Regions from separate parts of the Homo sapiens genome. Here region 1 is linked to region 2. Evidence: chromatin loops called from intact Hi-C (ENCODE). Cell type or tissue: GM12878. All regions are shown on one strand. Each heading gives the region's core, and the rest is flanking DNA. Links, peaks and the distances in the headings are about the cores only.

The links. Hi-C counts contacts between places; a loop is a spot of excess contacts. Peaks named below come from ENCODE experiments on the same cell type or tissue, not always from the same donor. Only the 100,000 strongest peaks of a DNase experiment are listed, where the experiment ranks them.
Region 1: it touches region 2 in a loop (2.3-fold over the local background); 21 of 110 quality-filtered maps call a loop at or near these places.

Annotation. Positions count from the first base shown.
Region 1 is chr3:172,262,735-172,279,527 of GRCh38, forward strand. The region is part of intron 6 of FNDC3B (fibronectin type III domain containing 3B); the gene reads left to right. Among named protein-coding and RNA genes, the nearest start is that of GHSR, 180 kb to the right of the region's middle. In GM12878, for the core only: no CTCF peak of the experiment used is centred there; a DNase peak (open chromatin) is centred at 8,287.
Region 2 is chr3:172,021,727-172,036,580 of GRCh38, forward strand. No RefSeq gene overlaps it. Among named protein-coding and RNA genes, the nearest start is that of FNDC3B, 10 kb to the right of the region's middle. RefSeq lists an enhancer at 14,549-14,608. In GM12878, for the core only: a CTCF peak has its summit at 13,564 (motif pointing right); a DNase peak (open chromatin) is centred at 14,525; H3K27ac peaks cover 738 bases.

The sequences.
Region 1 (16,793 bases), core at 7,188-9,687, 240 kb after region 2:
TCTGACAAAAAAAATTAGCTGGATGTGGTGGGCATGCCTGTAATCCCAGCTACTTGGGAAGCTGAGATGGGAGCATTGTTTGAAGCCAGGAGGTCAAAACTGCAGTGAGTGTTGATCATGCCACTGCCCTTTCGCCTAGATGACAGAGTGAGACCGACTCAAAAAAAAAAAAAAAAAAAAAAAAAAAAGCACTAGAAAGTTGGGAGAGAGGGCAGCACTTTTCCTTTATTGCTGGGTTAGTATGCCTTTGTCAAAAGCAGCTTGTTTTAAATGAAGATGTCATGCTTATTTCAAGTCCTCTTAAAACCAAATTCACTCTCATATCCCCTTGGTATGTAATAAAAAGCAATATATATAAATATATATATATATATATGGCATTTCTGTGAAATAATCAACTCTTGCTTTCTAGACTTATTAGAATTACCTCATGAAAGCAACATGAGGAAGTGAGTGGGAAGAACTAGGTCTACAACAGTTAAAAATTTTTTTTCATAAATGCATTTATTACTGCTTCTCTTAATTCACATGGTGAACTTCCATTGACCTTTTTTCCTTTTTATTTGAAAAGACACAAATTATTGTATGGAACAGTACGATCTTTCAAACCAGGAGGGATGGAGAAACTGCCATATTTTAGGTTCACTGAGTTCCTCAAAACTATTTAAGTGTCTTGCCAAGCACATTTTTAAAAAATTCATATTTAGTCTTTCAGGAAGATTTATCTTTTGTTGGAATGTTGCTCCAAGGAACTCTGTAATATACCAGCATCTCTTGAAAGCTTTGTTAAAAATGATGTGTTACTTAAGTGAAAAATGGTTATGGGTGCCTTAATTATTCAGCTATCAAGTGTTTTTTTTTTTTTTTTTTTTTTTTTGACACACTGACAGCATTCGTATTATTTACTACTTACACTATCATCCATGGGAAGATGGCTCCAATGTACTTGTAGACAGTTTTCAATTTGAAAACTATATCTTCATTTCATTGAAGAATTTCATGTCTGGGAAGTACTATTCCCTATAGAGTTTAATCTCTGGGTATAGTGGTCTCAACATCATCTACAACATTACGCATGAGGACTGTTTAGAGTAAGTTAGGTAAGTTGCTATTGCATTAGCATTCCTCTGAAGAAAGATGATCTTTTAGGTAGTAAACATACATGCATCATAGAATCAGTAGGATTTCCTGATCTGCCTGACTCTGCAGTGCTTCCATGCCTGTTTTCTGTGTCATTTCTTCATTTTCTTTTCTTTTATGGGTTGGGGGAGAGACAGGGTCTTGCTCTGTTACCCAGGCTGGAGTGCAGTGGCGCTATCACAGCTCACTGCAGCCTCAACCTCCTTGGCTCAAACAATCCTCCTGTCTCAGACTTCTGAGCAGCTGGAACTACAGACATGTGCCACCCCACCTGGCTAATTCTTTTTATTTATTTTATTTTTTGTAGATACAGGGTCTCACTTTGTTGCCCAGGTGGTCTCGAACTCCTTGGGCTCAAGTGATTCTCCCGCCTCGGCCTACCAAAGGGCTGAGATTACAGGCGTGAGTCACCACGCCCAGCCCTGCATCATTTCTTTTAAATAATGTCAAGGACAGCAGGTTCTATGGCCCTGCTACCCATAGTTGGAATGAGAGATACAGTAATCATCTAAATCTTAGCCTTTATAGTTAAGATTTCAGAACTTGGTTTTCTGAACTGAATAATCTGTGGGATGTTTGTACCCAGAAATTAGGATTCTCATTCATCTCTTTTTCTTCTATTTTATATGTTTGTTTCTTGCATTTTTAGATTCTATGAATTCTCTACCCCTCTCTCCTGTTCTGTATATCTGGCTTCCAAGACTTGCCATATTTATCATCAGTAATACTATAAATGGACTTTTAAAATTCAACACTTTCATTCATTCATGTACTGCTGAGGTATTTTTTATTTTATTTTGCATTTTGAACTGGGTAAGGAAATAGAAAATGATAACGATACATGAGAAGGATGTTTTTAATACTAGATTGTTGTCATAGCTGTCAACCTATTTACTTTTGAAGAAGAAAGTTTCAATAATTGCTCTTATTTTAAGACTATGTTACAAGCTCATTGAGTGCATCCAAGGAAAAGGAAGCATTTCAGATAAGCTAACTGCCCTTCTTTAATAAGGGTGCATGGTCCAGTTGCTAGATTGTCCTTGTCATCTTATTTCCATTTCCTTCCTTTTGTCCATTTTTATCTTTAATGATCTCAGTAGGAGGTAAACAACCTCGATAAGAGGATAAGGGAGAATATATCCAAGTGCGGCTTGTCAATAGCTCTGATAAACATTTGGTGTGTGTGGAAAACCTGAAACTTAAAATGATTCTCAGAAATTATCTCTAGGGTTCATTTGTAATATTGGGTAGATTACTATTTCTGTAGGTGGGAAACTACTATTTCTATAGATCAAAAATAGTTGAAATTTTACATGCTTCAACTTAATATTCCACACATCAATATGAAAGATAATTAATAGGTATCTATACAAAGTATATCTCTACTCTGTGTCTCAGCTGTTGGTATGCTAGAATTTGTTTTGTTTTTACTTTCAGTGTCAAAATACAGTAAAATGTTTAGGGAGAGAAAACAGTGAACATCAAAGAACTCAGGTAATGTGTCCACTGCTAGGATGTTTTTTGCAAATAGATATTAAAAATGATATTTTCAGGGGAGCAGTAGATCAATAATCTGTTTAAGGCAGGAGATACTGGATTTTATAAAGATATGAAGGAATAAAATGAGTGCCCAAGATGTTTACTTGAAATGGTGGCTAGAGTCCTATTGATTAATGCTGGTGACTGAGACTTCAACATTGAAAATAAACCATCCCCAGACAATTGGTAATTATAGGTGACAATTATGTTATTATACTTTATTTAGGTAGTAGTTTTGTTCCTGGAAAATTACTTTTATTCAAGAGAAAAATTTGAAGCATTTGAGAACTGAATGTTTTGTGGGAACTCTTGTGTATAATTTTTCAGTTTTATTCAATTTCATAAGTCTTCAGGGAATGTTTTCAGGCCTAGATTTACGGACACTGTACATAGTACCTACTACCAAAAGAACATTCTACCACCAGGCTTATTAGAAAGCATATTGTCTGTTTTCCTGCTGCCTTGTTGTGAGCAGATGTTCCCTCAGCATTTCTGAATTATTTTAATGCACAAGATGGGAAGAACAATAAGTTAAAAGAAAAAGATAGGGATGAATTTTTTGACTAGGTAACTGCATTTGAGTGGGGATAAATGTCAGTATTCTCAATCTTTTTTATCCCTCTGCTCAATTTGAGGTAATACCATGTGGTGACCTAGTCTGTCATCAGACCCTAAAAATTCAGTAACAAGCCTCAGTTCTGTATTAATAGGAGAATGGATTAAAAATAAATTTGTAATAAACTCTAGCACAGTCTTGCCACTTGAGCTCAGTTCCTTTGATTTGGCCCAATTTTCTTCACTGTTTTTCTTTTCATATTGTAATGACTACTGTCCACAGAGAAGGTTAACACAATGGAGGCATACTTCTGATGGGCTCTGTGTTTGTTTCCTGTGACTAACAAATCAGCACACACAAAGCTGGTGCTTCTTTTTTTTCCCCCATAGAGATGGGGTCTTGCCGTATTGCCTAGACTGGCCTCTAACTCCTGGGTTCACAGCATTCTGCCACCTCAGTTTCCTGAGTAGTTGGGACTATAGGCATACACCGCCGTGCCTGGCAAAGCCAGTGATTTAAAACAACAGAAATTTATTCTATCACAGTTCTGGAGAGAATGTAGAGCTCAGAAGCCCAACATCATTGTTGCCCAGGTGAAATCAAGGTATTGGTAGGCCCGAGCTCCCTCCGGAGGCTCTAGGAAAATATCTGTTCCTCGCCTCTTCCAGCCTCAGGTGGATGCTGGCACTCTTTTGCTTGTAGCCACATCACTCCAGCTTCAAGACCAGCATCTTCAAATCTCTCTGCTCTTTTCTTCCCCTCTGTTTGTGTTAAGTCTTCCTCTGTCTCTGCCTTATAAGAATACATGTGATCTCATTTAGGTCCCATCTGGATAACTCAGGATAATCTGCCATCTCAGAATCCTTAACCTAATCATATCTCCAAAGACTATTCCTTGCAGGGTAACATTCACAACCACCACAGTCTCCTTCCAGCATCTGTGTTCTAGAAACCTGGCTGAGCCAGCCCATTTGGCTGCATCCTAGGTCTGATTGATACACCCTCACCTTCCACAACATCTACTACCTACTATCCGCTATATGCTTTTTAGTGAGCTGCAGTTAATTTCATCCAAAGGTACAATAGCAGCAGCAAGTATCTGTCTCTACTAACACAGGCCAAGAATCATTTAGCAGAGCTACCTCCTCTCTTTAGAGAAGCAGTTTACGTAGGGAAATCTACACACACACTTTTTTTTTTTTTTTGAACAGGGTCTCACTCTGTCACCCAGACTGGAGTGCAGTGGTGTGATCTTGGCTCACTGCAGCCTCGACCTCCCTGGCTCAAGCAATCCTCCCACCTCAGCCTCCCAAGTAGCTGGGACTGTGGGCATGTGCCACCATGCCTGGCTAATTTTTGTATTTTTTGTAGAGACAGGGTTTCACCATGTTGCCCAGGCTGGTCTTGAACTCCTGAGCTCAAAGGGTCCTCCTGCCTCAGTTTCCCAAAGTGCTGGGATTACAGGTGTGAGCCACCATGCCCAGCCTATGCACAGTAAATTAAGCTAGTTTAAGCAGTTCATAAAGCTGAATGCTATAACAACTGTGCTGGAAATAGAAGTGAGTTGTGCTGTGGACGTGCATGTGTATTCACATGTAAAATGGCGGCTGTGTATTTTCAGGGCATATTTAATAGTTAAATATCAGAATCTGTATAATTCCTTTTAAATGATGACCGGAGCTCATGGCATTTCCCAAGAAGAAGTGAAATGAACCTATCTGATTTGGAACATATATTTTCTTTAAAAAGTAAGTAAGATTGTTTTCAGGGAGCATGAGATAAGATTTACAAAGTTTAAAAGTAATCTTTAATGAATCTTATGTCCCGTAAATGTTAAATAGCCCTCAGGGAAATTACATAAAGCTGGTACTCATTGGATATTACACTAAATAGCTAATGTTATAATAGATTGATTAGAGGTGTCTTTTCTCTGATGGCTGTCATGTAGGCAGAGTCTAATAATTAATTTAATTTTGAAGAAGATTTCTGTGGACCCTGAGGTGTCATATGCCAAGTGGGTGACAAATTCTAAAGCCCTGTTATCTGCCTTGTGTTTTTAATAATTATTGCCCATTGTAATAAACTTGTATCTTAGATTTCTTTTTTCACCCTTCAGTGGGTGTTTTGCCTAAATTGAAAAGACATAGAAGATTTTAACTACATATGAAGTACTATTTTAAGTCATTTGAGATTTTTCTCTCCTCCAGAATTTTTTAATCCTGTCATACTTGGCGGAAAATAATGTATACATCAAAGTCAAGCATACTTAATTATATAGTTTAAACATCAGTGCATCATTAGTTAAATGAACAAATTAGTTAAAACTCTGTATTTGCTGTGGGTTTCAAAAATTACCTGGACAGTAATTAGAGTTACAAAGAGTTCTAAAACAAAAGTTGATGAGAATAATGAAGTTGAACTACAAAGCCCTGATTGTATAAATAGGGCAAGAAGAAATAATACCAAGAAGTGGGGGAAAAAGTGTTTTGGCCAGACCTGAGAACTCAGCTGGATCATGTGGTATCAGCCAAGATAATATGTGACAGAGAACGGCAGATACAAATACCATGACACTCTGTACATGGGAATAGAGAAATCAGGGATAAAAAATACAAGTCATGTAGATCACAGCTCTCCGTGTAGCCAGGCTCAAGTTAAGGTAGTTCAGTTGTATAATCAACTTTCGTGGTATTGCTAGGACCTTAATAGAGGAGAGGCAAAGCTGAGGGGAGATCACATTATGTTACCTCTCTGGAATAGTTTCTCCAATCTTTCCATGCATTTAAAAAATTGGATCTGTCTAATTCAAGCCATTTAGTTCTACCCATGCTCATGATCCTTTGGTTTTAGCTACTTATGTGATTTTTCCATACAAATATCAGTCACTTGCAGCATATACCATGCCCTGCCAGTTCCTTTTGGAATCAATTTAAATGAGAAAAATAAAGGACTTTGGGAAAAACTATTTAAGTGTGTCTGTTAAATTGTTTTACTATTTGAGAATAGTTCTGGAGTCTGAAATACATTTTCCATTTAATAGTATTTGGCTTTTTTTTGTTTGTTTGAGCCATAGCATTCGTGGAAATATGTTGAAATCTTAAGTGGAGAGAATATGACTTACTGCTTTTGGTATTACTTGCTGTCTAGAACGTTACAGTCTCCACTATAGTATGTTCCTGGTCAGCAGCATTAGAAACAAGGACAACTTCAGACTACAAAGAAATGTGCATATTGTGATTCACAACTTTCTTCCTATTTTAAAATCTCCATATTTTTTTTTCTTTCCTTTCCTTTTCCTTTTTCTTTCCTTTCCTAGGCTCTCTCTGTCATCCAGGCTGATATGCAGTCGCATGATCATAGCTCACTGCAGCCTCAAACACTGCATCTCAAGTGATCCTCCTACCTCAGCCTCCTGAATAGCTGGGACCACAGGCATGTGCCACCATGGCTGGCTAATTAAAAAAAATTTTTTTTTTTTTTTTGGTAGAGATGGTCTTGCTATGTTGCCCAGGCTGGTTTTGAACTCCTGGCCTCAAGTGATCCCCTTGTCTTGGCCTCCCAATGTACTGGGATTACACCTATGAGCTACTGCCCCCAGCCTATTCTGGATTCTTCAGATTGTAGAGCCAACTGTACTACAAATCTGTGTGGTTTTTTTGTTTGTTGTTTTGTTTTGTTTTGTTTTGTTTTTTGGAGAGAGGGTCTCACTCTGTCGCCCAGGCTGGAGTGCAGTGGCACAGTCTCGACTCACTGCAACCTCCACCTCTCGGGTTCAAGCGGTTATCCTGCCTCAGCCTCCCAAGTAGCTGGGACTACAAGTGCGTGCCACCATGCCTGGCTAATTTTTTTTGATATTTTTAGTAGAGACAGGGTTTCACAGTGTTAGCCAGGATGGTCTCGATCTCCTGACCTCGTGATCCGCCCACCTCAGCCTCCCAAAGTGCTGGGATTACAGGCGTGAGCCACCGCACGCGGCCTAAATCTGTGCTTTTTTATAGGACATTTCATCAAATACATATTCTTAGTCACTTGAGTGGCAACTCTTCCTAGATATTAATACTGTATACAAAAAGTTAGGTCTAGAAAATGACATCAATTATTGTGAGACAAGTAACACATTTCTGTATATCCAAAACATATTTCATTAAATTTGACTGTTTTCCTAAATTTCCAATGTTATTGTAGTGCTTGTTTTGTAATATTGTGCTTGCGTGTGCACATGTGCACTTACATAGAGCTTAAATGGGTAAAATAGAGTGTTACTCTCTTTGCTGGTCTCACTGCTTTAGCTGTTGTTCCCTTAAAATTCGTTCTCTGCACAGCAGCTGGGTGAAGTTTTTATTAAAACCCCCATGTTTTCCTTTCGAACTTAGCATACAGTGCAAACTCTACTATGGCTGCTGCCTGATGCGCCTTCTTCCAGCCCTGCTCCAGTTCTCTGTGCCCTTGCCACACAGCATACTTTCTCCAATTCTCTAACATGTGGGGCCCATTCTGCCCTAGTGCCTTTGCCCTCTCTATTCTCTCTCTTGGAAAGTTCTTTTATACTTTGTATAGTAGAATCCTCCCAATCCTTCCTGGCATAGCCCAAATGCTTCAGGGTCAGAGAGACCTTCTTGGACTACTTCATCACATCACGCTTCTCTACATATTCTTCATGACACCCACCACTAGCTGACTCTATTGTGTTTGTTTGTGTACATTTTCTATATTCTCCTGCAAGAGTTCACCCTTGACTATATTGGAAACAGATTGGAGTTGGCAGAAGATAACATGCAGAGCTCACTCAAGGGGACTTCCAGACATCTTTTATAGATAATACGAATTGCTAAATTTGCTTTTCATCTAAAAAATTTCATTTTATAAGACTTGGGTTAAAATACAGAATTCCATTGCAGTTGGAAAGAGTTACCAGATAGTTCATTATGTGTGCTTGAATGCCAGTCTTGCACAGCATGTAGCACAGTCAGTATGAAACCCTTTTTTGAGGAACTGAAATGCCAGGTAAGAATTCTATGGTAAGCCTATTTCAGCCCCACAAATGAAGGCCTTTCCTATAAATGTGGTCTTGTATTTCCTTCCAGCCAGATGAATGCAAGAAACTGTCATCGTTGCTCTCTCCATTTTTGTTTAGTAAGAACGAGCCTCTTTAGGTGTTTGTAGAGTTATTTTGGCAGTCTAGTATTATTTCCACTATCATTAGCTTTTACCCTTAGGTAGAACCTGGACTTTGTGTTTTCACCTATCCAATTTTCATTACATTTCATGTAATTCATAGAAATTAAAATTTCACTCAGATACTCTTGACTGCATAGCAACAGACCTATTTTGGAGTATTAAAACAAGGTTTTAATATAGAAACTGTTTCAACCTTTTGTTTTAAACTATTGATTTCCTACATAGTTTGGGAATTTTTTTAGATACCAGCTCTCTTCAGTAGTTCCGATTTCTTAGGACTTTTATAAAAAACATCTTGAAAAAATGGTATCATAACTTTAATATTACTCAGCACATTTTTTGTTGTTGTTGTTCAGAATGGTTTATGCGCTCTTATTCTGATGAAAAAGAAGATGAAAACATTCTTTTCTAATTGTTGGGAAATGTTGTGGAACCTGACTTTTTGACCGCTTTTGCCAATGCTAGGGCCTGTTGACCTACTCATTCCCACTTGGCTCTGCCAGCTGGGGCTGCCTTAACTGGTCTCCATGCTCCTATGAGAGAGTTCTTAGGTAAACGTCAAGTCTGCATCAGAAAGCCGTGCAGACGTGGAGAGCCATCTTTTTCCAAACGTTCAGTGCAAGGCAGAGCAACAGGCTCTGCTTTGAGAATTATTGCTGGAGACACCATCCACGCATGCAAGCATTCTGTACCGGGTAGTACACTGACAATTTGGAACAAGGATAGACACTGCCATCTTGGTTCAGAAGGCCTCCTAATAATGGCATTCTAGAAGAGAAAACCTGGATTATGTAGCCTAAGATATGGTCTTGTTCTGGTAGAACATGTGTGAATAGGAAACACATCGTAGCCCTTGCTGATACTGTTACTAGGGTCTAGATCACCGTTGGGCTTAAGCAGAGATGGGTAATTTTTGCTTTTTCTTAATATTCCAGCAGTCTAAACTAAAAATATGGAGAGATTATAAACCTGTGTTTGCCTGAAAACAAGATTGTCACCAATCTCAAAAGTCAGAAATAAATCATTTTTTCTCATACTCTGTATAATAGCTATAAGAGAGTGGGGACTGGAAAGGTATTTTGGAGTTTAAAAGTAGTAAAACACAGAACCATGAGTCCTGCTTGCAACTTTAATAAAATTTGGGTATTGTCTGTGTAGAACACCTTTTCTGTTCCTGGGTTAGGCTATAAGGACCTCCCGTTATGAAACCAAGCCAGAAACTGCCCTAAGATTAAATACCTTAAGGAAAAGTAACCTTTGTGGCAGTGGGGAACAGTCACAGCTCTGAGACCACATCTCTGGTCAGTGACCAGAGATATCTGAGAGCTGATGGGCTGTAGTGGGGAGAAGGACTGGCTGCTACAGGAAATAAACCTTATTTCAGACCCACCTGGAAATGATCTTACTTAATATGTTGCTTTTTACATGTTTTAGGGAATTTTTAGATTCACATTTCAGGAGACTATTCTGTATTTGAGCCTTTGGGTTTTGCTGAAGAGCATAGAACCCTAAAAACCGAATATGATGATCTTAGAACTTCCTTAATTTCTTTCTTTCCACTCTTAGTCTCTTTTCTCATTTCCTTTCACTGCTCTGAAAATTAACACCTGCTAGGGAAATCAACTTTAGGCTGCTTTCATTGGAAGCCAGTGTCTAAAAATCAATCCTGGCAACTAGTGTAAAATGAAATTTGGAAGATGTCTTGATTCTCATGGACTTGTGCAAGCTGAAGTTATTAAAGAGGATTAGGAACCACAGCTGGTGAGCAGATGGAATGCTTATAATTTCACAATCTGAGGTAGCTGTAAACTCAAATCTGCACAAAACTTCTTTGCTTTTTCTCTAGTTTATTTCACTTTATCTTCCTGGACTGTAACTCTGGGCAAGTACGATCGTTTAATTGTTGGAGATGATGAGCCTTAATAGGTTCCTCATTTAGATGGCATCATTTAAAATTCTAGTTGTACAATTTCATACTCAGAATTTCATTTCAGAAACCAACTATTTAATAATGGACTTATTAACAGCACAATAAGTAGGAAATGGTTTTACCTTTCGTTCAAAATGTAGAAATATATTTTAAATTTGAACAATGAAGACTGGTTCACAGTAATTGCAACTAGACAATATAACTACTTGCTTCTTAAAGAAATGCTTGATTCCATCAGTTTCTTCAGCTTTTTCTGTGTTCATTTCTACTAGAAATTCCTGTGTCATAGAAAAAAAGTCCCCTAAAGCCACCTTCTTCATTGGCTCTGTTACCTAATCACAGGCTCCCTGCTCCCTGTATATTCCCCGCACCCATGACTACTTCTCTGTTCATTCTATCTGATCATAATATAGGGGCCTTATACATGCACAGAGCAACTGTTTGCCCCCTCAGAAACATAAGCCTAGACCACATTTTCTGGGTAGATTAGTGTTTTCTCCACAAAGGAAGGTGTTTGTGAGACTTTCATCCAGTGGCTGCTAGGAAGGTCAAATTAGGAACTTTTGTCTACAGATACAAAGACATTAACTTACACTTTATGTTAGTGGTTGTTACTTTATTTAACAATGGAATTAGTGTCCACTCTACAGTTTAGCACCTCTTTATCCTTACTGAAAGACTTTAGAGAAATGGCTGCTAAGGTGGAGTTTCTTCAAATACAGAAAAACATCTGGAGCCGTAAATAAGTTGAGCAGCCCGGATACATTCTGTACTAGCTGGTTGGGAAGAAAACAACACAGGGATATTTCAGGTGGTGCCGCACAACAAACAGCGGTAGTTTATGGTCTGAGATAGTCTCTGTTCTTTTGGAACCGGTGTGTGCTTCTTCTCTAAAGCCACAGTCAGCAGCAAAAAATACTGTAACATGTCTTTTGGAAGCAATTACTGCATGATCCTCAGTGTTCTAGCCTCAGAACATCCTGAGTGTTCCATTTCTATACGTGCGGGAGAAGAGGACATATTACCGATGCTTTGGCATGAAGTAATCTGGAGAATTATTATAGGATATGGTCTTTCTTGACCAGCTTTTGAAATGGCTTTCAGTAGCTTCTCTTTGGATTTCCAAACTGACCTTCTGTAATTGGATATGGCCTCTTACAGAAGCAGTAGTATAAACATGTTTAAACTTCTAATGTAATTATTTTATCCTGAACCAAGTAGTCTAGCAGTCTCTTCCAGCGGATAGATTTGTTTATCTTAAGTAGAGTTGATCTCCCCGCCTTACCCTTGTTACCTTTGGACACAGGAGATGGCAGGAGAAGAGGTTTTGGATGGCCCCCAAGAAGAAGTAGACTTGGACCGAAAATCAGAAGACAAGAAGACCTGAGGATTTGATACTGGGTTCTTTTAGATTTTCCTGTGCGATCTTGACCAGATTCATAAAATCTCTGATTTGCTGAATCTATATCTAGTAAATGGGTATAATAATATCTAATATGTATTTGCATATGTTTGGTATGTGTATTGGTATGTGATGACTGACATAACAAAGTAGCACAAACTAGGTAGCTTACACAACACAATTTTATCTTCTCACAGCTCTAGATGCTAGAAGTCAGACTGCAGTGTTGGCAGGGTTGGTCCTTCAGGGCCATGAGGGAAGGATCTATTCTAGGCCTCTGTCTTTGACTTGTAGATGGCCATTTTCTCCCTCTGTCTTCACATCATCTTCCCTGTGTGTGTCTGCATCCGAATTTCCTCCTCTTCTAAGGACACCTGTCATATTAAATTAGGGCCCACCCTGATGAGCTCTTTTTAACTTAATTACCTCTTTAAAGGCCCTATCTCCAAATATAGTCAAATTCTGAGGCACTGGGGGGCCAATCCAGATTTTTTTGGTCATCCATTTTTTTTCTTTTCTGTTGTCTTATCTATTATATTTTCCTCTTGTGTGTTTTTATTTCTCACCCAGATTAGTCCATGACCTAAATGGCCGCTTTTGCTCACAACTGCCTCTTGGGCTCAATAAGCTCACTGTTGTCTAGGGTTTATACACCTCAGCTGTTAGGAGTTGGAGATCAGATGAATGTGGTTTATCGTCTGTAGAGTGAAATATGGCTACTAAGTGGTGCCATTACAGAGCCAATTTGGGGTGTAAATCTAGTATTTCAGCTCTTGGACTTTTTAAACTGCATCTTTAAATAGAACACTAGTTTCATTCTGAGGGGGGGAAATATACATGCAGAAGACATTAAGGCCTATGATGAATGTCATGTTTTGAACAACAAGGGCAGCTCATTTGGACAACAGAAATCCATCTGCAGGGCTTAAGAGAATCCTTTATTTTATACAGAAACCGAATAAGTTCCAAATAATATAAATGTTATTAAAGACTTAGAATGAGATAGCAATAGTGCATAGCTTTGGCCTAGAGTAGGTAGGCTTGAAAACAATTCAGGACTTCTTTTACATTGACCCTGGATTTGTGGATGTCTGTTCTATCATAATATGTTTTAGAGAATAAAATGGAAAAGCTTGTAATACCAGAGAGCTTCTATTCCTCAGAGTGGTTGCAATTCTGGAGAACAACCTCTTGCAAGTAGCATTTTCCGTATAGACATTTCTTGCCTGCTGGCCCAATCTTAACTTTTCATTTTAGTTCATTTCTCAGTTCAGTGCATTTAGAAGACAGTGCATTTTTCTTTTCTGGACTAGGGCAGATGGTGCTGTCACTTTTGATTATCTGGTTTTTTTTTTAAAGGGAAGTGTTGATTAGGGAGAGCAAGAAATGAAATACCACCAGATTAAATTGAGAGCAGAAATTATACAATCCCAAAAGAGGCAAATCTGTTCTATGTTTTTCTGCTTAGTTTACTATAGTTTATGTTTGACTTTCTAGATTTCAAGTTGGATATATTTTAAAAGATCATTTTAAGATAGCTTTTGGGTTATGAGTTTGCTTTGTTTCTGCTTTCTGGAAGATATAGAAGATAGAAATGTTTAGATGGTTTTCTTTTTCTAGTCACATTTAAGTAAGAAGATCCTTGGGTAAGAGTAGCTTTTAACAAATCCAAAATGTTTGGATAATTTCTACTTTATGCCACTGAAATCTCTCACTTGCAGTCTAGTGGCACTTTGTGTCTTGTTACTGTTTGGCCATCTAATCTTAAATTAGAATATTTAACAGGTGTTCCAAACCAGAAGTCACAAGGAAGTGGACAAAGAGGCCCAGAAGATAGCTTGAAGAGCCTCCTGCTGGCTACATTTAGGGCAAATTTAGTGTCCAAAAAATAATGATGGTGGTGGAGTGTAGCAGATTTTAACACATTGAATTAAAATAAAAAGAATCTGGGTTCAAGATACTTTGAAAAGTGGGAGGGAGAACTAATAAACATAGAAGGAATAACAGAATTAGAAAAATCACCATCTGGAAACTACCTGTAATATAATGATACATGCTAGAGATCATCAGTATTTACTATAACTGTCAGGTAAAAGGGCATAATGTGCTTTGACAATGGAGAAAGGTTTTACACACAATACCTTGAGCAAGTGACCAAACTGAGCATCACCTAATAGTTCAAACAGCAGTGTGCATGTTCTCATGTCATACGATGGGAAGTATATCTGTAAACAATTCTTCCCCAAAATTCTTAGCCTGTATCTAATTACGAGGAAATAGCATCACACTACAGATAGTGATATATTCTATAAGAAAACTGGCCTGACTGCTCCAAAAATGTCAACTTTATAAAAAGTATAAGGGATTTCTGTTCTAGATTAAGAGAGACTAGTAAAAACCTGACAACTAATGCATACTTGGTCCTCGATTGGATCCTGAATTAGGAGAAAAAAAATTAAAGATGTTATTGGAACAATTGACAAAATTTAACATGGATTTTAATCTCAAATTTATTCGATTAATGTTAAATCTGATTGTAGTAATGTGTTTTTGTTTATGTAGGAGAAGCTCCTTGTTCTCAGGAAAGAAATGCTGAAGTTTTGGGGGTGAAATGTCATGAGATCAATAACTTTCTTTCAAATGGTTGTGAAAAAACGTGTGTGTGTGTATATATAAGTAGAGATCAAATGTGAGCATGCAAATGTAGCAAAATGTTAATAAGTTGACCAATCTAGGTGTTTTTCTATAGCAATCTAGGTGTTTTGCTATAATTATAGCAGCCTGAGCTATAATTGGGTGGCTTAAGCAACAAACATTTATTTCTTACAGTTCTGAAGGCTGGGAAGTCCAAGATCAGGGTGCCAGCATATTTGGTGTCTGGTGAGGTCTGTCTTCCTGATTTATAGATGGCACGTTTGTGCTATGTCCTTGTGTGGCTGAGAGAAGAAAGCGAGCTCTCTCAGTACCCTTATAAGGACATCAGTCCCATCTATGAGGGCTTTATCCTCATGACCTCATCTCATTCTAATTACCTTCTAATGCCATCACTTTAGCGCGTAGGGTTTTAAGATACACGAATTTTGGGAGGGCACCAAGCATTTAGTCCCTAACAGTGTTCATAGTACTGCTCCAGCTTTTCTATAGATTAAAAATGTTTTAAAATATGTATTTTTTACAAATCGAGCAATTTCACATAAAATTTTGCATTTCTAGATTCTCTAGAAAAGTGGGAGTGTCTGCCTTACACCCATGATACACCAAGAATAACTGATTGGCTGCATAGCAGCTGCCCCCCTCAGATAGGGTGAGGTTTTTTCCATTTTCCATAGTCCTTACCCTTCCCTTTTGTTTTATATACCCACTTTCTTTACTCATTGATATTACCTGCCTAGTGGCTATAGGCATTTTAGTATGTACCCACACATGTAACACTTGCTGATTTCTTGGGGTGGTAGTAGGTTGTGTCATGGATGGTAATGACTTTTTCATATGCTGGAACTCTTGAGCCCTCTGGATTTGATACCCATATCAGGTGATGAGCTTCACTTGGCTCCTTGGCCACAGGCTGAGTATCTAGCCTTATTCCCAAATAATTCAGTCATCTGAGACATAATTAAGAAAATGTGGATGTAAACACTGTTCAAAACTTGCTGGATAGGAGATATACATATTAAAATTATCTTTCAGATGCAACATATTAGAAATTGTACTCTGGATTCTGCCTGTCAGTTGGCACAGTCTTGCAAAAAGTATTGTATAAGCTGCTTGAAAAAATGTAATATGGTATGCCAAGTCCTAATGAAAAAACATTTTGTGGAAACGTTTGTAGACTCCCATGCAAAAAGTAGTGTATGAACTTTAATTACCTTTGTAAGTTGTTCTATCCTGTGTTTAAGTGACTACTTTCCTGTTACATACCCAGGGAGGGTACCAGCTCTTGCTGGATAATCATGGTCTTGAGCCTTCCCCCAAAACACAAGAGCAGTATCTGGCAGAGGTTAGGGTTCAGCTAGCAGTGAACAGTTCAAAAACACAGGGAAGAAGAGGAAAGGACTGGTGCTAGAGTTAATCTTGTCAAGCAAACATATCTACCTAATACTTAATCTGTTTTTGTGGGTTTGCATCCCTGTACAATTTGATGTTCTTAAAAACACTAGCAGCCTTTGGCCGGGTGTGGTGGCTCACGCCTGTAATCCCAGCACTTTGGGAGGCCGAGATGGGTGGATCACTTGAGGTCAGGAGTTTGAGACCAGCCTGGCCAACATGGTGAAACCCCGTCTCTACTAAAAATACAAAAATTAGCCAGGCATAGTGGCGCACACTCGTAATCCCAGCTACTCAGGGGGCTGAGGCAGAAAAATCGCTTGAACCCAGGAGGCAGAGGTTGCAGAAAGCCGAGATCGCACCACTGCACTCCAGCCTGGGCAACAGAGTGAGACTCTGTCTCAAAAACAAAACAAAACAAAAAAAACACTAGCAGCTTTTGTCCAGTTCCATGCATATACATGATTTTTACATTGTGAAATGAACACAAAGATTTTTCTTAGGGAATCTGACAGAAATGAGCATAGAATCTTACTAGTATTTCAGTTCATTAAAGACCTAGACCTGGCACTCCATGTTGCCTCTCTTATTACCCCAGGTGTTACACAGCATTTGCCTGAAGGAGGCCATTTGCCTGTGAGGGGGTTAATGTGAATGTTCCCTGTAGGGCTTGACTCAAATCACAGGCCTGGGGAGTGGGGGGCGGGGGGCGGGGAAATCATCCTGTCCAGTGAATTCCAGAAATAGCAACAAAAGCTCAGAGGAAATTAGCCCCTGTTGTCCCATTGACATTCTCTGGCCATCTCTCCTGTCCAGCTGGGCACACTGCTTGGAAAAGAAATTCATTTGTGTTTCTCTCCTTTCTCTTAAGGTTCCAGAACCTGTTTGGAACCTAGGCCGCTCTTGAAAATATTTTCCTGGAATGGAAAGCAACTGCATGCAACATATGTTTACCTGCCTGCTGCTTTCTTTTTCGGTGTTGAGAGTCTGGTATTCCCTTGGCT
Region 2 (14,854 bases), core at 12,355-14,854:
AGGGTAACTGTGCATTGGGGAAAATGAAATAACCAGCTTTTAGGGGGACTACTTGGCACTGGCTCTGAACTGACACTTATTCCAGGAGACCCAAAATAACCCTATGGCCCTCCACGCAGAGTAGAGTCTTATGGGGGTTGGAAGATCAATAAATTTTAGCTCAGGTCAATCTCACAGTGATTCCAGTGGGTCCTTAAACCCAACTAACTAGGGGGATCTCATACGCTACAGGAATGAGCCTGCACTAGTACCCCTGCCAGGCTCAGTCATTCACTGGGAGCAGCCTGGAGAAAATGTGGCCTCAAAGAATGTGATGGTGGATCCACAGGTGTGGCCGCTGGGGTTGTCAATCAACTCCTAAGATCTGAGAGGCTTACTTTTCATGGCCACTGCACACGTCACTTACCTCTTTGTGAATTTGAGTACTAAGAGGAGAAAAAATGAAATGTACTTATTACAATTAGTGTTATAGGGGGAAGAATCAAAAGCTATGTAGATGGAATAACGTGGGGGCACACAAAGACCCTTTATGCTCTTGAAATATGCTCTACTATGCTGTCACAGCACTTACATTACCAACCATTAGTTTTTTCCCTTGGGTCAAAGCTTTAAAGACATATATTACAGGTATTCATTGGAAAAGCTGATCTTTAGGACATGCCCAGCCATATCAATTTTTTGCTCAGAGGGCACTCTGTTAGCCTCTGGTGTAACACATGTCCTACCTCATGTTACCATTAATTTACCTTGCTATCTTCTCCAGAGGGTAAGAGTTGTGTCTTATTTGATTTTATAACACATCTGACACTGACACATAGTGAGTTTTAAAGAAATGATGAGTGAGTGAAATGATTGAATGTGTGAATTAATGAGAGTTTGTTATCTAAGGAATCCAGAAGAAGTGGCCTATAGAGGAGGTAAACTTAGGTGAGGGCTAAAAGAGATGCCTCACTGTTGTGTAGTGGGGATTGATGAATACCTGGGAAGTGTGTGTGGAAGGAGGGGAGCCTTAGCTAATACGTGTCGACTTCATGATATTCCCTTGGTCTAACTGTTGTTCAGTCTGCAATTCATTGTCATGTTGATACTACACTTTATCTGTTTTTCTCAACTTCCCCCCAAAGCTCTGTCTACTGGAGGTCAGAATAACCTGTTAACTCAGAAATTCTAGTAAAAAACAGCAAAAACCAGTCATACTGTTAGGTGTAATAGAAAGGGCAAACAAATTGACTTCTACCTCTGAATTGATTGCTTTGGCATTTACAAATGCCAGTGCTTGTATAAAAGGATAGACTTCTTAAGGAAAAGGTCTTGGGACAAACTTTTTCATCAGAACTCTATGGTTGGTCTGAAGTTGGAGCTCCTGTCATATAAGCTCCAGTTACAATCAAAGTAAGACTAATGTATTTGCAAAATAGGTTTAGTCTCATTAAACTTGCCCTGATTATTTTATATAACTGCAGCAAGAATAACCATATAGGCTCTTTTTAAATTTGCTTTGCTGTAAATTTTGCCAAGGAATCTCAGATTAGACTTTAAAAAAATTGCTGTGCACTAGGAAGCCAAACCAAGGTAGACATCAGACTTTGCCTGCAGTATCTAATATCTGAAGATTCCTTGACCTGCCAGAAAGTGGCAATTTTTACACACTCACTGTAAGGGTGGGAACCCTTGAAGCCAGGCATTTTATGCACATTCTCAAATATGACATTCCAGTGAAAGTGTTGGTAATATAACCAATGCTTCTGACTGTATCCCGTTATGAAGAGGACAAGTTATTATTGAATTGATTCAAATAATCTTATTGTCATAAAAGTCAGAATACTCACAAATATTGTCCAAATTCTGGAAAGATCATGCAGAGAGAAAAAGCAAATGTTTCCATTATTATTTGCAAAAGTGTACTTTACCAAATTTCTGTAAACTACAGATAACTTAAAAAAAATTTTCTTAAATCTGAAAAACAAAACTTTAAAAGAACCAACAATGTTTCAAATTTACAAAGCCATAAAAACCCATAATTCTTCTTCATCAGTTCATTCAGTTTCATGTAATTAATTCTTGTTCTGCTTGGTCTTGGTTAGCCGTTTCATAAATTCATCAGTTTCTTCATTTGAGTGTTAGAAATATGAGTGTTAGAGATCGTCCCATGGTATGATCTTCAAATTATCAGAAACTTGTATTTATCAGGGTTATTTTCGTCCTTTCCATGAACCTCCTTGAAAACACAACACTGTGTAATATTGTTGCTTATAAAAAGTTTTCACAAAGGCATCAGAATAAAGCAACAAGACTTGAAATGTCCATGGTTAAAAACCTGATGAGAGTTTTTAACTCTCATCAGAGATGAGATGTCAATTGATGATGTCCATCATCTGATGATGATGCAATTGACAACTGACCAAGAAATTTGGTTATTTCTGTGGCATACAATATGTTAATATAATAACCAGAATTATAATAGATAACATACTAGATTTCTTAGATTTTTATTCAGTTTTGTGCACATATCAACAACACAACCATGCAAATACAACTCAAAGAAGAGTACACGTAATTTCTTACTTTGACAATGCTCTCTGCATAATTTAACATATCACATAAACAGAATTGGCTTAATATGTCTCTTTCCTACTTTCAGGGGCTCTTCTGAAATGTCCCAAAGTTAGTTTGAGGTAAAAAAAAAAGGACAATTTTAGAATTTGATTTGGGGAAATTTATCAAACATATCAAAAGGTTTAAAACACTTGATCAAAATAGGATCACAGGTGACTGTAAAATAACAGTCATTCATTTGACCACAGTGATAATTAAAAGGCTTCAAAGGCAAATGCAGAAGATTACATACAAAACCTTCTGTAAAAAACCTTAATTCTTTCAAGACTGTCTGTTGTTGTTATTGTTGTTGTTTCAGAGACAAGGTCTCACTCTGTTGCCCAGGCTGGGGTGCAGTCATGCAATCATAGCTCACTGCACCTTTGAACTTCTGGGCTCAAGCAATCCTCCCACTTCAGCCTCCTCAGTAGCATTTTGTCCTTCTATAAAATTTAAGAAGCCAAAACACAGCTGAGTGAAGTGGCTCATGCCTGTAGTACCAGCTATTTGGGAGGCTGAGGCATACGCTACCATGTCTGGCTAATTTTTTAATAGAGATGGGGTCTTGCTATGTTGGCCAAGCTGGTCTTGAACTCCTGACCTCAAGTGATCCTCCCACCTTGTCCTCCCAAAGCACTGGGATTACAGGCATGAGCCACCATGCCCGGCCCAAGGCTTAGTTTTCTTAAGTAATGAAAGACCTAATAAAGAAATCACGAGGCATAAGAAATTACTTTGATAAAACACAAAATCTTTTGTTTCATAGGTCAATTACTTAGAAGGTAAAGAAAAAGCTTTTATTATTATTTCTTATTAAGAGGAGTAAATACTCTAGGAAAACTTTGTTGTTTTAAGACGGGAGCATTTTATTTCACATCAGTGTACTTTTCATATTAAGGCTTAATTTTTAGAAAAACCTAAAAACAATTTTCTTCTACTTTTAGCCAAATTGATTACACACAAAATTTCTTTCATAAGGAATAGAAAGGAGATAAGATTAATCTCCCACAAATGTATCACTTGCTTACACCTTCAGTTTTGTCCTATACTTACTTCCTTCTCATATTGGAACAGCCAATCATTCTACCTTATGACAAAAATTTACTTTCCTTTTCCCCTTATCCTTTTGACCACACAAATTCTCTCTTATACCAAAAAAAGAAAAAAATATTTCTCTTTTTAACTATATGCTTTTACCAAAAAATATATCCTCATACTTATAATAACCTTCCTCACATCTCTTTCTCCTACCTACTGATTCTTGCCTGCCTTGTTTTTATTTCATTTTTTTTTTTTTTTTTTTTTTTTTTTTAGACAGAGAGTCTCTCTCTGTCACCCAGGCTGGAGTGCAGTGGCACGATGTTGCCTCACTACAACCTCTGCCTCCCGGGTTCAAGTGATTCTCCTGCCTCAGCCTCCCTAGTAGCTGGGATTACAGGTGCTCACCACCACACCCGGCTAATTTTTTGTATTTTTAGTAGAGACGGTGTTTTGCCATGTTGGCCAGGCTGTTCTCAAACTCGTGACCTCAGGTGATGCACCCACCTCGGTCTCCCAAATTGCTGGGATTACAAGTGTGAGCCACTGCGCCCAGCCTATTTCATTCTTAAATCCATATTTTGAAACAACTTTTAAATAATTTTGAATCACTTTGTAACAAAAATATGTCCTCCTGTCTCCTGTCTTTATAACAATTTTTCTCACCAAAATGTACCTTACTTTACTTTACATATAGAATTGTTTCTTTTCTTTTTTTTTTTTTTGAGACGGACTCTCGCTCTGTCGCCCAGGCTGGAGTGCAGTGGCGCCATCTCGGCTCACTGCAAGCTCTGCCTGCCTCCCGGGTTCACGCCATTCTCCTGCCTCAGTGTCCCCAGTAGCTGGGACTACAGGCGCCCGCCACCACGCCCGGCTAATTTTTTTGTATTTTTTAGTAGAGACGGGGTTTCACTGTGTTAGCCAGGATGGTCTCAATCTCCTGACCTCGTGATCCTCCCGCCTCGGCCTCCCAAAGTGCTAGGATTACAGGCGTGAACCAACGCGCCCGGCCTAGAATTGTTTCTCTTATTTCTAGTACTTTTAATTATATATATAAATTAGAATTTTAATTCTTAGCCATTGTGACCTAGAATACTGAAGACTAATTCCATTTCATAGTTTCTAGAAATATGTGCTTCTTCTATGTATAATTTTTTAGTGTGGAACAGGACATATTTACTGACAGACCTAAGTATGTTTTGTCTTTCTATAAAATTTAAGAAGCTGAAACTAAGCTAAATGAAGCAGCTTATGCCTGTAGTCCCAGCTACTTGGGAGGCCAAGGTGGGTGGATAGCTTGAGCTCAGGAGTTCGAGACCAGGGTGGACAACATGGTGAAACCTCGTCTCTACAAAAAATATTACCTAGGCAAGGTGGTGCACACCTGTAGTCCCAGCTACTTGGTGGGTTGAGGCAGGAGGATCTCTTGAAACTAGGAAGTTGAGACTGCAGTGGGCTGAGATCGTGCCACTGCACTCCAGCTTGGTTGACAAAGTAAGACCCTGTTTCAAAAAAAAAAAAGCTCTTAAAACCATTTTAAGTAGACATATTTTATAAAACAATTATTCTTGAAAAAGTATAAATTTTTACCTCATTTACATCTAATTTATTTATTTTAACAATTATGCTTGAACTGTTCATGAAAATTATGCAACATTGAACAAAACTAGTTAGCCATGATCTCACATTGTTTCCCTGTTACCTTTTTTTTTTTTTTTTTTTTTTTTTTAGACGGAGTTTTCCTCTGTTGCCCAGGCTGGAGTACAATGGCATGATCTTGGCTCACTGCAGCCTCTGCTTCCTAGGTTCCAGCAATCCTCCTGCTTCAGCCTCCTGAGTAGCTGGGATTACAGGCGCCGGCTACCATGCCTGGCTAATTTTTGTATTTTGAGTGGAGATGGGATTTCACCATGTTGGCCAGGCTGGTCTCAAACTCCTGACCTCAAGTGACTTGCCCGCCTCTGCCTCCCAAAGTGCTGGGATTACAGGTTCAAGCCACCACACGTAGCCTCCTGTTGACCATTTTAAAAACATGGGAATGTTGGGTAATCATCACCAAAGCAAGGATCCTAAAGTTAGAGACATGAGCGTTGTGCTGATGAGAATATACAGTTTTTGTTTGTTAAACCAATATTTGACTAGTCTTATTTACCAAATATTTGTCCAAATTACATGAACTAAAAGGCATTTAAGTTAGTTTCTATTTTCTTGATAAAATACTTAAGTGCTGATTTTTTCTTTAATTAGAACTCTTTCATACATTTTGATAGAGAACTATCACACACACGTAACACATATAGACACACAGACATACAGACTTACAGAACAGACAAAAGGAGATCTAGCTTTTTGCCAAATTGATTACACGCAAAATTCTTCATTTGCCAGTTTTCACGTAGTTTTTCTCGTCCCTTTCAGGTCTTCGATCCTGTCACTAGTTGTTAGCTAGGCAACCCTAAATTGGCACTTCCAAAGTTATGACTCCTAGATGAAACAAGGTAGAAAATTTACATCTCAAAGACACAGAGCTTAGATCTAAACATTATTATTTGCAGAAACAAGGAAGGCAGAGGTAAAGTTCCAGGTAAGAAAAGATGGCCAGGAAAAGCACCTTAAAATTTCTAGTGACTTACATACAAAGAGGGAGACACTCTTACATACAGAGATTTCCTGTATACATGTAAATTTTACAAAAAGTTTCAGGCTGGGCACTGCGGCTCATGCCTATAATCCCAACACTTTGGGAGTCTGAGGCAGGTGGATAACCTGAGGTCAGGAGATCAAGACCAGCCTGGCCAATACAGTGAAACCCGTCTCTACTAAAAATACAAAAATTAGCTGGGCGTGGTGGCACATGCCTGTAATCCCAGCTACTCAGGAGGCTGAGGCGGGAGAATCACTTGAACCCACGAGGCGGAGGTTGCAGTGGGCCAAGATTGTGCCACTGCACACCAGCCTGGGTGACAGAGTGAGACTCCGTCTCAAAAAACAAACAAACAAACAAAGTTTCAAAATAGCTGGCTAAATTTCAGAAAGCTATATTTTGGAGCCTGATTTAGTTTAATAGGCAGTTTTTTCAACTAATTTTTAAATGAGATTATTGACTTTAGGGCAGAGTTCACTGACATATAGGGCAAATAAAGCATTTTCTAGGCCTGCTTGACCTGGGAGTCTAACTTTTATAAACATTTTATTTAGCTGTATTTTTGTCTTTGGGATGGGATAGTAACTAAGTGAAAAAGTTGGTATATTTAATTCATATCAATTAGCCATTTAAGCTCTTTGTTTGGTCTTTTTTAAAGAGCCTTTTAAAGGAGGCAATAAAACAATTTAAAATATCCTTAGATGATTCAATGTTGTTCATCTGGAATGTTCCACATAATGACCATTGCAATTTTAAATGATTTTTATGAAGATTTAACCATTATTATAAGTATTTGCAGCTTCTAGGGCCTAATACGTATACAGCTGACCGCTGAAAACACGGCAGTTTTGCACTGCACAGATGGACTTCTGTGCATTTTTTTCAATAAATATATTGGAAAAGTTTTTGGAAATTTGCGACAATCTGGAAAATATGCATAAGCTGTGGAAGCCTAGGAATATCAAAAAATTAAGCAAAAGTTAAGTATGTCACACATGCATAAAATATATATGGTCTGTTTTATCATTTGATACAATAAAATACAAATTCATTTTAAGAAGTGCTATAGCTTAGATGTTTGACCCCTCCAAACTTCACGTTGAAATTTAATTACCAATGTTGGAGATGGGATCTGATAGGAGATATTTGGGTCTTGGGGCAGATAACTCATGAATAGATTAATGCCTTCCCTGGGTATAGGGCTATAGTGAGTGAGTTTTCACTCTGTTAGTTCCCATGAGACCTGGGTTTTGTTGTTGTTGTTTTGTTTTGTTTTGAGATGGAGTCTTGCTCTGTCACCCAGGCTGGAGTACAGAGATCTCAGCTTACTGCAACCGCCGCCTCCTGGGCTCAAGCAATTCTCCTGCCTCAGCCTCTCGAGTAGCTGGGATTACAGGCACCCGCCACCACACCTGGCTAATTTTTATATTTTTAGTAGAGACAGAGTTTCATCATGTTGGCCAGGCTGCTCTCGAACTCCTGAACTCCAGTGATTCACCTGCCTTGGCCTCCCAAAGTGCTGGGATTACAAGTGTGAGCCACTGTGCCTGTCCTAGACCTAGTTGTTAAAAAGATCCTAAGGCTGGGTATGGTGACTCATACCTGTAATCCTAGCAGTTTGGGAGGCTGAGGCAAGAGGATCACTTGAGGCCAGGGGCTTAAGACCAGCCTGAGTAACATAGCAAAACCCCATCTCTACCAAAAAATAGAAAAAATAGCCAGCATGGGTTGCATGCCTGTAGTCCCAAGCTACTAGGGAAGCTGAGGTGGGAGGATTGCTTGAGCGTAGGAGGTAGAGGCTGCAGTGAGCCATGATTGTGCCACTGCACTCCAGCCTGGGTGACCGAGTGAGTCCCTATCTCCAAAAAGATAAATAATTAAAAAGAGCCTCAGTCCTCCCCCTTCCCTCCTTCCTTCTCTTGCTTCCTCTTTCACCATGTGATCTCTGCACAGGTCAGCTCCCCTTTGTCTGCCAGCATGAGTGGAAGCAACCTGAGGCCCTCAGCAGATGCCTGTTAGGCAGCAGAATTGTGAACCAAATAGACCTTTTTTCTTTATAAAGCACCCAGTCTCAGGTGGTGCTTTATAGCAACACAGAATGGACTAAGACAAAAAGTTAAAATTTATCAAAACATGCACAAAACACACAGATCATATGTGGTGCAATTCACAGTTGAGAGAAATGCAAACAAACATAAAGGTACAGTATTAAACCACAACTGCAGTAAATGAACTACAGTACATACTGTATTAAACTGTAATAATTTCATAGCCTCCTCCTATTGCTATAATGGTGAGCTCAAGTGTAGGAAGTATCCACTTAAAATGTCATGTGATGCTAATAATCTCCATGTGGACAGTTCATCTCTCCAGTAAATTGCAAATTGCAGCAAAAAGTGATCTCTTGTGGTTCTCACGTGCTTTTCATCGTGTTTGCTCTAATACTCTAAACCTTGAATAACACTGTGGAACCCATGCAAAGTGCCACTAGCAATGCTGGAAGTGCTCCCAAGAAGCAGAGAAAAATCATGATATTACAAGAAAAAGTTGTATTGCTCAGTATGTACCATAGATTGAGGTCTGCAGGTATGGTTGCCTGCCATTTCATCCTGTGAACAGATGACATCAACTTATGGGATGGATAAACACAGAATAATACTGTAGATGTATTTTTCCTTCTTTATGATTTTCTTAATAACATGTCCTTTTCTCTAGCTTCCTTATTGTAAGAATACAGTATATAATACATGTAACATACAAAATATGTGTTAATCAACCATTTATGTTATTCACAAGGTTTCCAGTCAACAGTAGGGTAGTAGTAGCTCACTTTGGGGGAGTCAAAACTTATACTCAGATTTTTGACTTTGCAGGGATTGGCACTCTTGATCCCCTAATTGTTCAAGGATCAACTGTATATCCACAAATTAGTGTCTGGCATAGGGTAGGTGCTCAATAAATATTTGTACAACTATTTAAAGACCATGAGATATTGGGAGCCCACGGTTTTCTCTTTTCTTTTCTTTTCTTTCCTTTTGTTTTCTTTTCTTTTCTTTTCTTTTCTTTTCTTTTCTTTTCTTTCTTTCTTTCTTTCTTTCTTTCTTTCTTTCTTTCTTTCTTTCTTTCTTTCTTTCTTTCTTTCTTTTCTTTCCTTCTTTCCTCGCTCTCTCTCTCTTTCTTTCTGAGACAGTCTCGCTTTGTTGCCAGGCTGGAGTGCAGTGACACAATCTCGGCTCACTGCAAGCTCTGCCTCCCAGGTTCACACCATTCTCCTGCCTCAGCCTCCCAAGTAGCTGGGACTACAGGTGCGTGCTACCACACCCAGCTAATTTTTCTATTTTTAGTAGAGACAAGATTTCACCATGTTGGCCAGGATGGTCTCGATCTCTTGACCTCGTGATCCACCTGCCTCGGCCTCCCAAAGTGCTAGGATTACAGGCATGAGCCACCATGCCTGGCCGAGCCAAGGGTTTTCTAATGTGTTACAGTATAACGGAGTTTATCACAGAGACAGGGAGAAGTAAGTCTGTCTGAGTGTGGTGCTGGCCTTGTGGGGCGGTGCTATAGAGTCCCCATGGCTGGATTAGTAGATTACTTTACACAGCTTCTTAGGCTTCTGCAGGTCAAAAAAAACTTGGTCATAAACACACAGGAAACTTATAGAAAGAACTGGAGAGAGTACAAAGAGAATGGGAAGTCCTAAAAAGATGGTAGCTGCCAGAGTCAAAGAAAGGATATTTTTCATGTTAATGTGATCAAAATTTTACCCCCGGCTAATGAGGTCTGAGACACACAGATTATATGTGAAATTCCAAAGGGTATGCTTTCAAGAACTAGAACTAATATTGTGGCAACTATACAAATGGTGAGAAACTATTTAAAATATAACATCCTACCCTTTACAAACCAGAATAGGCCCAGTTGTCTCTGCAGTTAAGTTTACTCTGTTTTCAACTTATTACTTTCTGGTCAAATCTCAGAATCTTTCCTTGACCAAAATGGCTTGTATCTGAGCCATACTGCCCGAGCTAAAAACTTTTTTGGCTTCATTTTTCTGTGAAAGAAACACTGCTATGGACGGAATGTTTGTTTTGTTAAAATTCGTATGTTGAAATCCTAACCTCCCTTTTCTCTCCCAGCATGAGTGGAAGCAGTGATCATATTAGAAGGTGGGGCCTTTGGGAAGTAATTAGATCATGAGGGTGGAGCCCTCATGCATGGGATTAGTGGCCTCAGTAAAAAACACATGAGAAAGCCTTCTTTCTCTGTCTCTGCTCTATGTCTTGTGAGGATACAATCAGAAGATGGCCATCTGCAAACCAGGAGTCAGGCTCTCATCTTGCAAGAGATCTGCTGGTGCTTTGATCTTGGACTTCACAGGCTCCAGATGGTTAGAAATAAATTTCTATCATTTAAACTGCCCAGTCTATGGTATTCCGTTACAGAAGCCCAAATTGACTAAGACAGACACATGTATGTATGACTATCTACACACATATTTTTATCTAGGGCATATTCTGAAGTTGTTTGAGGATGATAGTATTTAGCATGCCTGCTGTGAAGACACCTACATATCATTCATTTTTTTATTTTTATTTTTTATTTTTTTGAGAGGGAGTCTCACTCTCTCATCCAGGCTGGAGTGCAGTGGCGTGATCTTGGCTCACTGAAACCTCTGCCTCCTGGGTTCAAGCGATTCTCCCACTTCAGCCTCCTGAGTAGCTGGGACTACAGGTGCGTGCCACCACGCCTGGCTAATTTTTGTATTTTTGGTAGAGACAAGGTTTCGCCATGTTGGCCAGACTGGTCTCCAACTCCTGATCTCAGGTGATCCACCCACCTCAGCCTCCCAAAGTTCTGGGATTACAGGCTCATTCAGAGGTCTTGACCTTTTAGGAAAAGAAAGTGACCCAAAAAAATTGTCCTGGTTTGTTTTGTGCTGCTACAACAGAATACCACAGACTGGGTAATTTATAATAAACAGGAATTTATTTGACTCACAGTTTTGGAGGCTGGGAAGTCCAAGACTGAGGGGCCACACCTGGTGAGGGCCTTCTTGCTGCACCATCCCTGGCAGAAGGCAGAAGAGTGAGAGAGCCCTTGAAATAGCAAGAGAGGGCTGAACTCACTGAACTATCTAATGAGTGGGTTTGTGATAATGAACCCACTCAGATAGATAGATAGATAGATAGATAGATAGATAGATAAAATAGATGATACTGATCTATTCATGAGAGCAAAGACCTCATGACCTAATCACCTCTTAAAAGTTCCACCTCTCAACACTGTTGCACTTGGGATTAAGTTTCCAACACATGAAGCTTGGGGGAGACCTTCGAACCATAGCAGGAATAAATCAGGTAAGAGGGTGTGTGTCTTGGTCCATTTGTGTCACTATAAAGGAATACTTGAGGCTGGATAATTTATTAAGAAGAGAGGTTTATTTGGCTCATAGTTCTTCAGGCTATACAAAAAATGTTGCACTACCATATGCATCTGGCAAGGGGCTCAGGCTGCTTCTACTCATGACCAAAGGCTAAGAGGAGTTGGTGTGTGCAGAGGTACAGAGATCACATGGCAAGAGAGGAAGCAAGAGAGAGACGGGGGAAGTGCCAGGCTCTTCTTAACAACCAGCTCCTATAGGAACTAATAGAGTAAGAACTTGCTCATTATTCGAGGAGGACACCAAGCCATTCATGAGGGATCTGTCTCCATGACACAAACACCTCCCATTAGGACCCATCTCCAACATTGGTGATCAAATTTCAATGTGAGGTTTGGGGGACAAACATCCAAACTATAGCAGTGGGCAAGAGTGGTGACAATGACTGTGAGGAAAGTAAGATCCAATCCTGCCCTGCGGTGGTACGGCTTAAGGTAATTCAGTGTGATAGACAGATTTTTTTTTTTTTTTTTTTTTTTTTTTGAGATGCAGTCTCGCTCTGTCGCCCAGGCTGGAGTGCAGTGGTGCCATCTTGGCTCACTACAACCTCTGCCTCCTGGGTTCAAGTGATTCTCCTGCCTCAGCCGCCCCAGTAGCTGGGATTACAGGCGCCCGCCACCATGCCCGGCTAATTTTTGTATTTTTTAGTAGAGATGGAGTTTCACCATGTTGGCCAGGCTGGTCTCGAACTCCTGGCCTCAGGTGATCCACGCACCTTGGCCTCCCAAAGTGCTGGGATTACAGGCATGAGCCACCGCACCCAGATTCATAGCTTTTTAAATAACTTTGCCACAAGAGAAAAATTACTGGTGATATGTCTTTGTCCTTGTCTTGTTTTATGTTTTTGTTAATGACTTAAATGGCAACATGGAAAGCATGCTTCATACTCATCAATATCACAAAACTGTGGAAGGTTGCTTGATAATAGACTCAATGTCCAAAAAGTACTCGTTGGCTGGGATGTAAAAATGAAACTTACAAATAAAATTTAATAAAATTATATATTCAACCAGTTAACTAATTAATGTCAGTTAAGATTAAATCAATTGCATATCTAATTTATGCCCAGCTTCTCATGGAAGAAGAAGCATGAGCTAACAGAATGAGGAGGCTGCTAAGAAATTTAACAAAATATTAAACCGTAATAGTAGAAGCGTTTTGTCCAAACTGAAGCAGGAAAAGATAACACTCTTTGTAGCTGTAGTCTTTTCATGCCTGAAATATTATGAGTGAAATCTGGATACCCAACTGTATCAGTCAGTTCTCGTACTGCTATAAAGAAATGCCTGAGACTGGGTAATTTATAAAGAAAAGAGGTTTAATTGGCTCACAGTTCCTCAGGCTGTACAGAAAGCCTAGTGGCATCTGCTTCTGGGGAAGCCTCGGGGAGCTTTTAATCATGGCAGAAGGTAAAGCAGGAGCAGGCGTCCTACACGGCTGAAGCAGGACCTAGAGAGAGGGGGAAGGTGCAACCAGATCTCCTGAGAATTCACTCACTATGCAGTACCAAGGGGGGACGGTGCTAAACCATTCATGAGAACTCCGCCCCCATGAGCCAATCACCTCCTACCAGGACCCACCTCCAGCACTGGGGATTACATTTCAACATGAGATTTGGGTGGGGACACAGATCCAAACCATATCACAAACTTTCAGAGATGCTGAACAGGTAGGCCCTCAGAGGTGGTAGGAAAGAAGGATGAAGAGAGATCTTTGACGAGTTCGGCATGTCAGGGACGTTTATTCAGGAAAAGAGAATCTCTAGGGAGCAAATGCCAGGCATGTTCAGTTCATTGGAAGGGAGGTCATGTGGAAGGTGAGTGTTGTTATTTTGTCTGCCTCCAGAGGGCAGAAATAAAACCAGTGGGAGAAAGTTGTAAGGAGGCAGTTTCAGAAGACCTGGGTTAGAACTACAGTTGTTGATAATAAGCTGTCTCCACAGGAATAGGTTTTCCTTTCCCTGGTGCTGTTCAGACTGAGGCTGGGTCCTTAGTTGTAATTGACATGGGAGCCAAGATTTCTGCTTTGGGAGGGACAGTGGGAGTCTATCAACCTGTGATTTTTAAGAGCCCTGTCAATCATTCAGCTTCTACCTGAATAGTTCTGGTAACTGTGGGACAGATCTCTTTGTTTAAAATGTGTTTTTCTTTAAATAAAACATTGAGCTAAAATTTGCTTATCTTGCCTTGAACAATAGAAAAGGCGGCAAAACCACAGATGTGACTGGTGAAGTTGTTGGAGAAATGTGCTTCACTGAAGTGGCAGTGTTGCTTTTAAAACAAGATGAATTGGCTTTTGGTCAGTGTTCATATTGAAGCTGGTGTCAGATATGGCTCAGGACATTAGAATAAGTAGTAGATGCAAAGAGTTAATGCCTTCTATTTAGGGTCAAGAGTATTATTATTATTATTATTATTTTTGAGATGGAAGTTTGCTCTTGTTGCCCAGGCTGGAGTGCAATGGTGCCATCTCAGCTCACTGCAACCTCTGCCTCCTGGGCTCAAATGATTCTCCTGCCTCAGCCTCCCAAATAGCTGGGATTACAGGTGTCTGCCATCATACCAGGCTAATTTTTGTATTTTTTTTTTTTTTTAAGTAGAGATTGTGTTTCACCATGCTGGCCAGGCTAATCTCGAACTCCTGACCTCAGGTGATCCGCCTGCCTCAGCCTCCCAAAGTGCTGAGATTACAGGCATGAGCCACCATGCCTGGTGGTCAAGAGCAGTTTTTAAGAGTAGGGGCAGAACTGAGCCTGCCTTGGGAACCTAGCAACTCGAGCTATAGGGAGAAGAAGGACATTGAAACTGAGAATGCAGCTGGGTCTTGTAGATATTACGTGTTACTAGTCATAGTGATCTTTGAGAGAGAGTTTCAAATTTAAACATTTTAGACTACAGAAGTGTTCAGAAAAGTTGAATTGTTTGAGACCTTTTCAATGCTAGCTTCAATACTTTCATTCTTTCCTGTGTACTACTGTTGCATTTTTTGATATAAATTATTTGAGATGAAGAAGTATGACTAAGAATCTTTTTAAAATTTGGACTCAGCCTACATTGCATAGGTGGTAGAAGGGTTTAAGAGTCTCTATATTTTGTTATAGGCCTTAACTTCTAGGCATCTTCATTTGGATGTTA